Regions from separate parts of the Homo sapiens genome. Here regions 1 and 2 are each linked to region 3. The links are chromatin contacts, found by Hi-C in ENCODE. All regions are on one chromosome and are shown on one strand. Each heading gives the region's core, a stretch centred on a gene start or an enhancer-like site at or near the end of the contact. The rest is flanking DNA. Distances are from core to core; before and after follow the strand shown.

Evidence for each region. A loop is a pair of places that touch in the nucleus more often than their neighbours do. Pooled maps may share reads with other maps.
Region 1: a loop to region 3 is called in a map of gastrocnemius medialis, with 4 times the contacts of the local background. The contact joins the promoter of KDM1A here to the promoter of USP48 in region 3. A Hi-C loop is called at or near these places in 2 of 168 maps with a recorded cell type or tissue (gastrocnemius medialis and naive thymus-derived CD4-positive, alpha-beta T cell) and 9 of 50 pooled maps.
Region 2: a pooled map shows a loop between it and region 3 (12-fold over the local background). The contact joins the promoter of LUZP1 here to the promoter of USP48 in region 3. A Hi-C loop is called at or near these places in 7 of 50 pooled maps.

The regions. Positions count from the first base shown.
Region 1 is chr1:23,015,829-23,020,737 of GRCh38, forward strand. KDM1A (lysine demethylase 1A) reads left to right here and starts at 3,640. Exons shown (of 21, transcript NM_001009999.3): 1 at 3,640-4,119. The coding sequence starts at 3,769. It overlaps TEX46 (testis expressed 46), which reads right to left and starts at 24. Exons shown (of 3, transcript NM_001242521.2): 1 at 1-24. RefSeq lists enhancers at 3,444-4,131, 4,132-4,817 and a silencer at 3,887-3,956.
Region 2 is chr1:23,166,604-23,170,975 of GRCh38, forward strand. LUZP1 (leucine zipper protein 1) reads right to left here and starts at 2,253. Exons shown (of 4, transcript NM_001395462.2): 1 at 2,163-2,253. RefSeq lists enhancers at 959-1,490, 1,491-2,022, 3,098-3,147 and silencers at 1,262-1,401, 2,393-2,452.
Region 3 is chr1:21,780,606-21,785,045 of GRCh38, forward strand. USP48 (ubiquitin specific peptidase 48) reads right to left here and starts at 2,544. Exons shown (of 27, transcript NM_032236.8): 1 at 2,219-2,544. The coding sequence starts at 2,352. RefSeq lists enhancers at 1,228-1,277, 1,590-2,361, 1,838-1,937, 2,362-3,132, 2,878-2,927 and a silencer at 2,308-2,667.

The DNA.
Region 1 (4,909 bases), core at 2,390-4,889, 1.2 Mb after region 3:
GGGTCTGGAAGGAGGGGCAAATGTAGTCATTGTTTAATGTATACAGAATTTTGCAAGATGAAAATAATTCTGGAGATTGTTTATGCAACAATGTGAATGCATCTAACACTACTAAACAGTATACTCAAAATGGTTAGGATCATAAATTTTATGTTATGTGTATTTTATCACAATAAAAACATCTGATATGAATTAGTTATTTCTGGGGAAAAAACGGGTAAGTGCCACCACATCTGGCTAATTTTTGTATTTTTAGTAGAGACGGGGTTTCACCATTGTTGGCCAGGCTGGTCTCCTATTCCTGAACTCAGGTGATCCACCCGCCTCGGCCACCCAAAGTGCTGGGATTACAGGCATGAGCCACCACACCCGGCCAGGAATTCTTTATGTAAAAATATCAGTTTTAGTGGCTGTGATATTCCAATATAGAATCATGCCTTGCTAGGACCATGCCTCACTGAACGATGGGATACATTCTGAGAAAAGCGCCATTAGGCAATTTCATTGTTGTGTGAACATCATAGAGCATACTTAACACAAACCTAAATGGTATAGCCTACTACACACCTAGGCTATATGGTATAGTGTATTGTTAATAGGCTACAAACCTGTATGGCATGTTACTGTACTGAATACTGTAGCAATTCTGTCTAAACATAGAAAAGGTAGAAAAGGTATGGTAAAAATGTGTTATATAATTTTATGGGAACACTATCTCATATGCAGTCTGTTGTTGATGGAAACATTGTTATGCGGTGTATGATTGTATCAAATTGGTTACCACTTGTTGGGGCTTTTTAAAATTTTTATTGTTTTAGAGACAGGGTCTTGCTCTGTTGCCCAGGCTGGAGTGCAGTGGCGTGACCATAGCTCACTGTAGCCTTAAACTCCTGGGCTCAAGCAATCCTTCCACCTCGGCTTCCCAAAATGCTGGCATTACAGATGCAAGTCACTGTGCCTGGCCTTTGTTGGGTTTTTAGGTTAGTTCTCCTTTATCGTCATTACGTATAACCTGAGATACACAGTGTTGAAGTTAAATCTGTACACATACTGAATCTTTCCCTAGAATGCTTTCCTGAAAGTAGAATTACTTGGTCAAAGGGTATGTATGTTTTTAACATCTAATTTCAAGTTTTATCAAACTATTAAATGTGCAAACAAGTCAGATAGAACTACAGGATTTAAAACAAGCTCCAATCCACTGCCTCACCTCTTTCCACCGTCAAGTTCCAAGCCTTAGAGACAACCAATTCCAACTTTTTTAGCTGTTTCTTCTGTATTTACCTTGATATTTCTAAATAGTATGCTTATATTATTTTTTGATTTCTCAATTTTGACATTATGTATTTTATATATATATATATATATATATATATATATATATATATATATATATATATATATATATATACTTTTTTTGAGACGGAGTCTCGCTCTGTCGCCCAGGCTGGAGTGCAGCGGCGCGATCTCGGCTCACTGCTACCTCCGCCTCCTGGGTTCACGCCATTCTCCTGCCTCGGCCTCCGAGTAGCTGGGACTACAGGCGCCCGCCACCATGCCCGGCCAGTTTTTTTGTATTTTTAGTAGAGACGGGGTTTCACCGTGTTAGCCACGACGGTCTTGATCTCCTGACCTCGTGATCTGCCCGCCTCGGCCTCCCAAAGTGCTGGGATTACAGGCATGAGCCACCGCGCCTGGCCAACATTATGTATTATATTTTTATGGTGAAAAATAATTTAGCTCCCAAGCAGCACCTCCCCCAACAACCTCCCTACTTCCCTAAATCCTTAAAACCTTCTCATCTTTCTCCCCACAAACTTTCTTTTTTCTCCATTCTCTTAATGTAATTCTATCACTTTGGTTAAAACAATATTCACTGCTCGGCGGGGCGCGGTGGCTCACACCTGTAATCCCTGCACTTTGGGAGGCCGAGGTGGGAGGATCACTTGAGGTCAGGAGTTGGAGACAAGCCTAGCCAACATGGCGAAACCCTGTTTCTACTAAAAATACAAAAATTAGCCAGGCATGGTGGCACACGCCTGTAATCCCAGCTACTGGGGAGGCTGAGGCAGGAGAATCGCTTGAACTTGGGAGGCAGAGGTTGCATTGAGTCAAGATTGCACCCCTGCACTCCAGCCTGGGCAACAGAGCAAGACTCTGTCTCAAAAAAAAAAAGAAGAAACAAACAAACAAAAGAACAGAAAAAATAAATAAAACAATATTCACTGCTTACGTTTTTATGGTCATGTTAATACAGTTCACAGCTGAGCCATATGTTGTACTATGATTATATTTTCTTTCTTTTTCTTTTCTCTTTTTTTTTAGAAACGCAGTTTCACTATGTTGCTCAGGCTGGACTTGAATGAACTCCTAGGCTCAAGTGATTCTCCCACCTCAGTCTCTCGAGCAGCTGGTACTACAAGTGCGTGCCACGCCACTCGGATACATTTTCTTTCTTGCATAGCTTTTACTTTTTTTCCTTTCTACATTTGATTGCCTTTTTGTCTGTTTGCTTAGTTTTTTACAAAAAACAACTTTACTGAAGTACTACAGTTACATAAAACATACCTGTTTTACATGGATAGTTCATAGAGTTTTGACAAATATATACACCTATGTAACCATCACCCTAATCAAGATATAAAACATTTCCATCACCCCCAGCAAGTTCTTTCTTGTTCTTTTGCAGTCAACCCCCGACCCCCATCTCAGGCAAGGGCTGATTGGAGCCTATTACTGGAGATTAGTTTTACCAGTTCTTGAACTTCATGTAAATGGAATAATTTTTTGACAATTTCACTTCGAAGAGACAGACTATTAAAAAGACAATTGTTTGTGTAATAAGTACACGCATGCTAAAAGTACACGACCTGTTCCAGTTTTGGGTTAGCAAGGGATTCCTCGAAAAATTAAAAGAATAAACCGCTACTATCATTATTAGAAAGAATTAACCTGGAGTAGAAAGAGGTGTTATGTGGATGGGGATGGGGGACATGAAGGATGGGGGACATGGGGGATGGGGGACATGGGGGATGGGAGAAGCGCAAGACATGGAGTGCGAATGAGGTTGGGGTCCAGCCAGAAGGAAAAGCATGAACAAAGGCTTGGAGACAAGAGCAATTCCGTCTGGACTCAAACCTGGATTTCGTAACTTGTCTCCATTTTACTACCATCGAAACTGCTGTGCTCTCCAAGTTTTTTGCCCAGTCCAAGCAGGGCAATTATGAATAAGTAAGACGCTCTACCAACATATTTCAGTGTTTTCCCCCATTAGACTGTAAGTTCTTTGAAAGCTAGAACTTCATAATGTAACCCTTGTTACGTAGTAGGCAAGCATTAATAAATACTGGTTGAATTAACGAATAATTGGGTGAGTGAATGAACGAACGCACGCATGCAAACCCGAAAGTCCCTGGAGGAAATGGTCACCTTCGGAGGTTTAGTCTGGCCCAGAAGCCCTAAGACCACGGACTGTGCCAGGTCCCACTCCAAACGCCGGGGAGACGCTCTAGGCAAGCTACACGTTCTTTGCTGCGGTGCCACTCTAGCCGCGAGAACGCCGCTCTATGGCTGCGGGGGAGGGGCGGGGCTCGTGGGTGTCTCCGACCCTTTTTGTCCCGGCGCGGCGGGAGCGCGCTTGGCGCGTGCGTACGCGACGGCGGTTGGCGGCGCGCGGGCAGCGTGAAGCGAGGCGAGGCAAGGCTTTTCGGACCCACGGAGCGACAGAGCGAGCGGCCCCTACGGCCGTCGGCGGCCCGGCGGCCCGAGATGTTATCTGGGAAGAAGGCGGCAGCCGCGGCGGCGGCGGCTGCAGCGGCAGCAACCGGGACGGAGGCTGGCCCTGGGACAGCAGGCGGCTCCGAGAACGGGTCTGAGGTGGCCGCGCAGCCCGCGGGCCTGTCGGGCCCAGCCGAGGTCGGGCCGGGGGCGGTGGGGGAGCGCACACCCCGCAAGAAAGAGCCTCCGCGGGCCTCGCCCCCCGGGGGCCTGGCGGAACCGCCGGGGTCCGCAGGGCCTCAGGCCGGCCCTACTGTCGTGCCTGGGTCTGCGACCCCCATGGAAACTGGAATAGCAGAGACTCCGGAGGGGCGTCGGACCAGCCGGCGCAAGCGGGCGAAGGTAAGGCTCGACCCTTCCCTCAAACGACACCGCCTGGTGCCGAGCTTCCCCGAGGCTTCTCCGCCCTCCCCCGCCGCCGCCGGGTCTTGGGCCCTGCGACCACTCAGACCTCCCCTTGTATCGCTGCGCACGCCACGTCCCCTCTAGCTGGACGGGTGGGGTGAGAAAGGAAAAGTCTTTGCCGGTGTTGACTGCGGTCTTTGTGCTGGGTCCCGAGCGACGTGGGAAGGGGCATCGATGATTGCTGGGAGGGGTATTTTATTCCTTAGGTCTTTCTTGCACACCTTTTCATTTTCTTGACTGGAAAATGGCTCCCTGACGTGGGGTTACGGTTGGCGTTCTTGGAGACCTCACTTGTTTGTTCACAGATAGGTCTGGAAGCTGTTGGGCGATATTGATGGCGTTTCAGCTGGGTGCACGAGGGGGCTGTAGGTTGATGCTGAAGAAATCGCCTTAGCCGGGGAGATGAAAAGAAAGGGTCGTTTTTGCTTTTGTTTTTGTTTGAGCAAAACCCTGCTGTGTGGTAGGAGTTCTAGTCTTTTTTTTTTTCTTTTTTAAAATCCTCTCAGCGATCTTTTGGCGCAGAATTTTGCAGATGAGGAAGCTGCTGATTGAGAGAGCAAATAATAGTCAAAATGCAAATATATGGGAAGAAAAGATTTGACTCCAAACAGTATATACAGACAGTGACTGCCTCAAATGTCTGTGTCCTAGATGCTATATTCAGCGTGTCACCAACATTACTTTTTTTTGTTGTTGTTAAATATCAACGGGCAGGTATTGCTAGCCC
Region 2 (4,372 bases), core at 1,003-3,502, 1.4 Mb after region 3:
GAGATCGCACCACTGCACTACAGCCTGGGTGACACAGAGCACTCCGTCTCAAAAAAAAAAAAAAAAAAAAAAAAGGGATGCTAACTACCACCTCACAAAATTCTTGGGAAGACTGCCTAAGATCTATACCACCTAGCATAATTACTGGGTACAGAATAGGCAACTCAACAACATTAGTTCCTTTTCTTGGTCTTAAATTATTTAAGATTAAGAAAACACCTCATAATCAACGAAGGCTAATTAACAATCCGCATTATTAATCACTGGTCAACAATGAACCTGTGTTTGCTGCCTTCTTCATACTCCAACCCATTCCCTTCCCAGCTCACTATTTCCAGCTTTTCAAACTTTAGTTACTATGTTTAGAAAAGTGATTTAATTTTAGAAACCTGGAAAATTCTTCTAGGAGTAAATTCTTCTAGGAGTAAATTGAGCAAAACCTTAATCTGCCCCCAGGGGAATTCTGAGCAAAACAATTATTTCTGACAAAAGAAGAATTTTCTATGGGGGTAATTCAATTTAACCACATGAATACTACCAAAGTTGCAAACAAGGTGACAGAAGGCAATCTGGAACACACCTTCCAGATTCCCCAAAAAGAAATGTCCTCCTAAAATCCAAACCCCTCCCTCCCTAATTTGAGGTAGTCAAATCTTATTAGGTGATCTGAATTCTCCCGGCTCTGACACCAGTCCAGCTCCTTAGGCCAGAACTGCAGCCGTCTGTAAAAGAAATACCCTGAGCAAACCCCACCCCTCAAAACATCCCCAAAAGGCAGGGAGGTCCAGAGAGTATTTTCTCCTCCAACGACAGATAAGGCACCAAGGGCTCAGCAGCGCAATCCTTCTCCCAAGGTCATTCAAGTCAGTGAAGGTGCGACGGTGGAGCTGCAGGCAGTCTGGCCTTCTGGAAATCACACTACAGGGGTTTTGGGGGTGCCTACTCTCTTCCCCTCTCCCACCCGCAAGGGTGAGCACTGGCCTCGGCATTCCCGAAACAAGCCACAACAAGCTCTGCAGTGTTAGGAAAGGGGTTGACGCGATGAAGAAACAGATGCTCCAAAGCAAGATGGTCTTTCTCGGCTCACAGAGGCTCCTCCAAGGTTATGCACAGAAACCGCAGCCACCTCCAAGAGCTCTAAACCGGGCTCCGAAGCCCCAGCGCGGCCGCTGCGGGTCGCCAGGTTCCCTGCAGGCAGGCTCCGCAGCCAGAGGCCACCAGCCCCAGAAACCGCACTTCATTCCTGCGCTCCGGGAAGCCATGGCTCCTTCCCTGCCCGGGCGGCTGGGCGGGGGCCGGGGGTGCGCCGGGAGGCGGGCCCCGCGCTGCGGAAAGTTCACCGCGGCGGGCGGGGGGAGGCCCCGGCCCCGCTCGCCGGCGTCCCCCTGCAGATTCCACCATTAATTAGTCCTAAGGACTGTCTACTGGCAACTTAAACAAAGCGAATGCCTCGAATTCCTTCCCGGCCCAGCGGTCTGGCTGCGAGACCAGCAGAGCGCCCGGGACGCGGGCCGGCGCGGCCGACAGCTGCGGCGGCCGCGGGACCCCTCCCCGCCCGGCCCGCGGCCCGCGCCCCGCGCCCGCAGCTGGCCCCGCACGCCGGCCCGACGCGCTCCCAAACCGCCCTCCTCCTCCTGCTGCTGCAGCTCCCGGGCCCTTCCTGTCTGATCACTTCCTTCCTCCGGTGCCCGCCGGGCCCCGCGCAGCCCCCTCCACGGCCGCCTCGTCGCCCCCCGCCCCTGTCGGCCCGCGCCCCCTCCCCCAACCCCAAACTCTACCCCCGAAACTCTTCGCCGCCCCCTCGAAAATGTCTCCTCCGCGTCTCTGCCCCAAACATTTCTCCTCAGAGTCTCGCTCCCACCAAGAAGTCTCCTCAGAACCTTCCCTCCCCCTCCCGAGGAAAAATCTCCTCAGAGTCTCTTCCTCCAACTCCACAAACATGTGCTGGGTCTCGCCCCAAAAGGTCTCCTCCTGAGCCCTTCCTCCAAAATCCATTCCAACTCTCCCCCAACTCCACACCCCATCTCTCCTCGGCTGCGCCCGCGGTTTCTTCTGCCCCGTGGCCGCGGGTGCCCCGACCTCACCCGGGACCGGCCTCCCAACCCCGCCGCCCTCCCCTCCCCGCGCCGCGCTCCCGCCGCCGCCGCCTCACGGACCCTCACCTCTGCGGCCCCGAACCGCGCTCCCGCCAGCGAAGGGTTCCGCCGCTCAGCTGCCAGCGACCGGCGCCTCCTCTGGCTCCGCGGGACTGACAATGAGGGGCGGGGCCAAATTGTGACGTCAGCGTTCTGGAAGGCGGGGTCTTTGTGATGGGCGGGGTTGTCTGTAGGCCCCGCCCCCTCCGTCCTTTTTTTCCCTTCCCAGGACTTAGACTCCACCAAGTTTTTATTGCCTCCGTAGCTGGGTCCTGTGCTAGGCGCCCTGGGAAATCGAAATGGAAGACAAGACTTCTCGATTTCAGGAGGGACACTTTCGGCCCGCGTGGTGGCTCAAGTCTGTAATCCCAGAACTTTGGGAGGCTGAGGCGGACGGATCGCTTAAACTCAGAAGTTCGAGACCAGCCTGGGCAACATGGCGAAACCCCATCTCTATAAAAAATACAAAAATTAGCCGGGAGTGGTGGCGCCCGCCGGTAAGCTAAAGTAGGAGGATCGCTTGAGCCGAGGGAGGTCGAGGCTGCAGTGAGCCGTGATCGTGCCACTGCACTCCGGCGTGGGTGACAGAGTGAGACCCTGTCTCAAAAGAAAAAGAAAAAAGCGGGACACTCTCAGTAGGGTTGTGAGGATTAAATGAGATAATCAATGGAAAGGTGCTTAGCCTAGAACCTGATATGGAATAATCACTCAACAAATCCTATTTCTATTACTCTGCAAATGCAGAGAAGGAACTCAGCTCAGACTCGGGAGGCATGGGTTCCCGTCCCCCACTGTGCTATTAATTCTTTGTGTGATGCTAGACAAGTACTTTCCCATCTATGTTCCCGATTTTCATCTTCTTTAAAATGGGAAGGGGGAATAACCAGATGATCTCAAAATCCCCTCCCATACTTCTATGACATACTTCCTTTAAGTCTACTATCTAAAAGGCACCTAGTGCCCTGAGAAGCCAGGAGGAAGGCTTCAAAGACAGCCCAAGACCCACACCCAGCATAGTACAGGACACAGCCAGAGACTGCTCTCGCTGCGGATGCCCTCCCACACGCTGGCACGCAGCAGCATTCACAAGCCAGGACACAGATGGGCTGAGGGCTGCTTCCTCTCTGACTACAGCAGCATGGTTGGTCTCTTGAGACATCTCTTGTGTAAGCTCTTTATTGCCTATGGAATAAAGGCCAAAGCCCTGGCCTGGTATGATCACTTCCTACCTTTACACACACACACACACACACACACACACAAAGTTTATCCAAACTTCTCTTAGCACACCCACTGCTTTCCCACATTTGACCCTTTGCTGAAGCTCTTCCCCTGCTGTCTCACCTCCCAGCTTCTCCCAGCCAGAAAGCAATCCTCCCTGTTCTGAATAACCAATAACATTGTGTTTAACCCTCACGTGGGCATGAACACTACAACTTATAAAGAACTGACCTCCCATTTGTTTCTTAGCACTTCCTGGAGGTCAGAACCCACACATGTTTGTGGAGCTCAAGCTCTGATGCCAGAAAACCCTGGGATCATATGTTCTGGGGTCATAATAGCCATCTCTGAGCCTGTCTTCTCATCTATAAAATGGGGATAATAATATAGTCTTGTGGTGTTTGTTTTAAAATTACCTAAGATACTGTATGGAAAACATCAGGCACAGTGTTCCACAAACAATATGAACAATATGATTGTCATTCTTATTTTCTTTTTCTTTCTTTTTTTTTTTTTTTTTTTTTGAGACGAATTTTCTCTCTTGTCGCCCAGGCTGGAGTGCAGTGGCACGATCTCAGTTCACTGCAACCTCTGCCTTCCAGGTTCAAGAGATTCTCCTGCCTCAGCCTCCCAAGTAGCTGGGATTACCGGCACTTGCCACCACACCTGGCTAATTTTTGTATTTTTAGTAGAGACGGTGTTTCACCATGTTGGCCACGCTGGTCTCGAACTCCTGACCTCAGGTGATCCACTCACCTTGGCCTCCGTAAGTGCTAGGATTACAGACGTGAGCCACCACATCAGGCCCCTGTCATTCTTATTTTCAGTAGTATTATATTGACCAGGCGCGGTTGCTCATGCCTGCAATCCCACCACTTTGGGAGGATCACTTGAGTCCAGGGGGATGGATCACTTGAGTCCAGGAGTTTGAGACCAGCCTGGGCAACATGGCAAAACCCCGTCTTTACAAAAAATACTAAAAATTAGCCAGGCCTGGTGGTGCCCGTGCAGTCTCA
Region 3 (4,440 bases), core at 1,294-3,793:
ACCCTTAAATACATAAGTAAAGGAAATCAGTCACAAAAGTCCACGTATTTTAGGATTCCATTTATATGAAATGTCCAGAATAGGGAAATTTAGAGGCGGAACATACAGGGCATACAGAGCCAAGATAAGATAATTTTTTTTTTTTTTTTTTTTTTGAGACTGAGTCTCGCCCTGTTGCCCAAGCTGGAGTGCAGTGGCGTGATCTCGGCTCACCGCAACCTCCACCTCCCGGGTTCCAGGGTTCTCCTGCCTCAGCCACCCCAGTAGCTGGGATTACAGGCGCCCGCCACCACCCCCGGCTAATTTTTGTATTTTTAGTAGAGACGGGGTTTCACCATGCTGGCCAGGCTGGTCTCGAACTCCTGACCTCGTGATCCGCCCATCTCGGCCTCCCAAAGTGCTGGGATTACAGGCATGAGCCACCGCACCCGGCCTATTCTTTTTTCTTTTAAAATTTTTATTTTAAAAATTTATTTTTTTAAATTTATCCAGCGTCTCACGACGCTGTCTCGAAAAAAAAAAAAGTATCGGCCTGGCGGGCGGTGGCTCACGCCTGTAATGCCAGCACTTTGGGAGGCCAAGGCGGTCAAATTATCTGAGGTCAGGAGTTCGAGACCAGCCTGACCAACATGGAGAAACCCTGTCTCTACTAAAAATACAAAAAATAAAAATAATAAAAAAAAATTAGCCGGGCATGATGGTGCATGCCTGTAATCCCAGCTATTCAGGAGGCTGAGGCAGGAGAATCGCTTGAACCAAGGAGGCAGAGGTTGCAGTGAGCCGAGATCACGCCATTGCACTCTAGCCTGGGCAATAAGAGCGAAACACCGTCTCAATAAATAAATAAATATCAGAAATTGGCCCAGCATGGTGGCTCACGCCTGTAATCCCAGAAGAGGTGGGCAGATCGCTTGAGCCCAGAGCTCGAGACCAGCCTGGCCAACATGGCGAAAACCCGTCTCCACTAAAAATACAAAACTGAGTCGGGCGTGGTGGCCCGTGCCTCTAATCCCAGCTACTCCGGAGGCCGAGGTGGGAGGATCGCTTGAGCCTGGGAAACGGAGGTTGCAGTGAGCCGAGCTCGTGACACTGCACTCCAGCCTGTGTGACAGAGTGAGACCCTGTCTCAAAAACCACCAGAACTATTAGTAGTTTACATTATTTGGTTAGTCTGGAAACTAATTACGTTGAGAAACTGACTGAAGCTTGATTATTTCTATTATACACAGACTTCAAACATTCCAGAACTTACTGTTAAAGTCAGATTTACCCTCCTTGTGAGACAGACGCCCAGAGCTTGGACTTATTCGTTTGCTTTATAGAAACTCCCTAACTTATTTCACTTCTCATACTAGACTTTAAGCTCCAAAGCCAGAGACCATGACTTCCATTCCTTCCGGATCCCCCAGCGGAATGTAAAAACTCCAGAAAGCATTTCCTAAATGCCTGCCGAAAGACGGCTACTGAGCATGCCCGGCTTGGCCAAGTCAATTTCAACAACATTCTGAAACAAAAACTATAGTTCCCGCGTTACAAGGTGGAAAAAAGGGAATAAACGGGAGCAAAGCCTAAGGATTCAATCTATATGAGGGGGTTAAGGAAAGGTAAAGTTCAAGGGCGGCGCAGACGTGAAGGACAGCACTATCACAGCTTAAACTTGGTACTCGGTAAACTGGTGTCGAACCAGAACGACCAAAGAAAGGCTTAAAAAAAATACTAGATTAACGAGTGAGGGAAGGCCAACGGGGGTGCAGGGTATCGATGACGTAGGCTGACCACAGTTTTTTCTAAAGCTGCCCTCTACAAAAATAATACTAAGATGATCAGGCCTTCGGTGTCAACACCAACAAGATACACTGTGATGAAGCTCACTTCCAAAAAGTTCCTTTTTACAAACGAAAGAGCCGTGCTGTGGCCAAGATACCCCAACCATCAACGCTTGCTAAGCTCTCAGCTCCTGCCTTCATCTCCACCGCCATCTTCTGGATGGGAACCCAAACCTTCCTAAAGTGCTTTGGCCAGCATCACCTCCGCGCACAGCCCGGGAAGCCTGCGTTTCCCAGGTCGCGCAGACGGCGCAAAGGGGGAAACTCCACCTCGCTCGGCTCCGCGCCTCCCAAATGCACGCAAAGGGCTGCCGTCTTCCTTTCCCCTACCCCGCCCGGGCTTTCCAAGGTCCGGCGCGAGGAGCCCGCGAGGCGCGGTGCGCGGGCCTCACCTGCACACGCCGCGAATGCAGGGCTCCAGCCAGATGCGGTAAGCGGTCTCGATGTGCTCCTGCGACACCTCCTCGGGCCGCACCGTCTCCGCCCAGCGCCAGGCCGCCTTCTCCAGCTGCAGCCGCGGGGCCATGGCCTTGGCCCCAGGAACGCCTCCCGAGCCAGACCGCCGCAGCCGCCGCCGCGGTCTGCACCGCCGCCCCAATGGGCTTCGCCACCTGCCAGCAAGGAGGACCTGGCGCTCCTTCAGGCAGCTGGCCAGTCAATCACCTGTGCGCGCCACTGCCGCCGCGCCCGCCCGCGCCCGACCCGCACGACCGGCCGCAAAGCGCCGCCGTCGACACCCGACACACCCCGCGCCCGCGGACGTTAAAGGTGGACTCCCCGCCGCGCTGAGCGCATGCGCGTTCCCAGCAGCCTCTGCGCCTCCCGCGCCCCTAACCCGACGGGCTGAGGTAGAGGAAGCGTACGTCCGAGGCGGTCTTGCCACGTCCTCACTGGCACTTCTGGAAAAGCAGCGTCTCAGCCCCCGTTCAGGGCGGCGCACTACGTACCACTACTCTAACAAACCAGTGCCTCGAAAGCTATTTCTTGCCTCCGGTACTTCCCTTTTAACCATGAAGTTTTCACGCTAGAGGCTACTCAACGCACACACAGGCCCGCCCAGACTGTGGAGCGGGACCTGTTTAGAGTAGAAACCGAGTCGCCAAAGAAACCAGTGTTGGCTCTTTAGAGGGAGATTTAACTTGAGCCTAGACCGGTTCCGAACCCCTTTCCCGAGCCCTCCTGACGTCATGGGACCTTCCGGCCTTTTCCCGTGCTAGGGTGGGACTACGTGTCCCGGCATGCCCTGCGTCCTGCCACTGACTGTGAGGCATGCTGGGATTTGTAGTCTTCGAGGTGGGAGTGCTCAGTGCGCCGCAGACTGTGCGGGCGGGGGTCCGAGGTGCCAGGGTGGAGTTTCTCTGGTGCGCAAGGTCATGTTTGCTGTTGGCTCCCTTCTCAAGACTGTTACCTCTATGCCAGGATTTTCTAGTTCCTCTCTAGCTCCTGGTTTAAAACATTTCCTTTCTGCGACTCCTGCCCCAGGACATAAAGAGTAGCTTTATGAGAATTGTTTTGCAAACTGTAAAGAACTCTACTAAAGTGAGGATATTTAAGAATTTTGAATTTGAATTAGAGCTCTGCCAGAATCTAAGCGCTAACTTCTGACTCAGCTGCTTGCCTGCTGGAAAACCTTAGGCTGAATTCTTTAGATAAACATTCACTGGGCCGAGCACCGTGGCTCAAGGATCCAATCCCAGCACTTTGGGAGGCCGAGGTGGGCGGATCACCTGAGGTCAGGAGTTCGAGGCCAGCCTGACCAAAATGGAGAAACCCCGTCTCTACTAAAAATACAAAATTAGCAAGGCGCGGTCGCGCATGCCTGTAATCCCAGCTAGTCGGGAGGCAGAGGCAGGAGAATCGCTTGAACCCGGGAGGCGGAGGTTGTGGTTAGCCGAGATAACGCCATTGCACTCCAGCCTGGGCAACAAGAGTAAAACTCCGTCTCAAAAAAAACAAAAAAATTCGCTGAAGGCAGAAGAAAGTAAGATGTGGTCCCTGCCCTTGGAAGTGGGTTAGGGAGTGAGCGGTAGAAATACAAAGATCCCCATCCCAGTCTTGGGAGGCTTCGGGGTACTTGAGAAAAGGCTTCCCAGAAGTAATTCCGAAGCCCGCTTTTAACGGGTGAGTTGGACTTATCCAGGATAGAAGAAAGACACCATTCCAGAAAAAAAGAAACCACAAGGAGCAAAGGCACAGAAGAGAAAAGCTTGGCGTGAGAGGGCCACAATTTCTGAGACAGGGACAGGTGAGAGTTATGGCTTGAAAGGAAGACCTTGCCGCCGGGCGCGGTGGCTCACGCCTGTAATCCCAGCACTTTGGGAGGCCAAGGCGGGCGGATCACGAGATCAGGAGATCGAGACCATCCTGGCTAACACGGTGAAACCCCCTCTCTACTAAAAATACAAAAAAAATAGCCGGGCGTAGTGGCGGGCGCCTGTAGTCCCAGCTACTCTGGAGGCTGAGGCAGGAGAAGGGCGGGAACCCAGGAGGCGGAGCTTACAGTGAGCGGAGATCGCGCCACTGCCCTCCGGCCTGGGCGACTGAGCGAGACTCTGTCTCCAAAAAAAAAACAAAAACAAAACAAAACAACAATAACAACAACAATAAAACAACA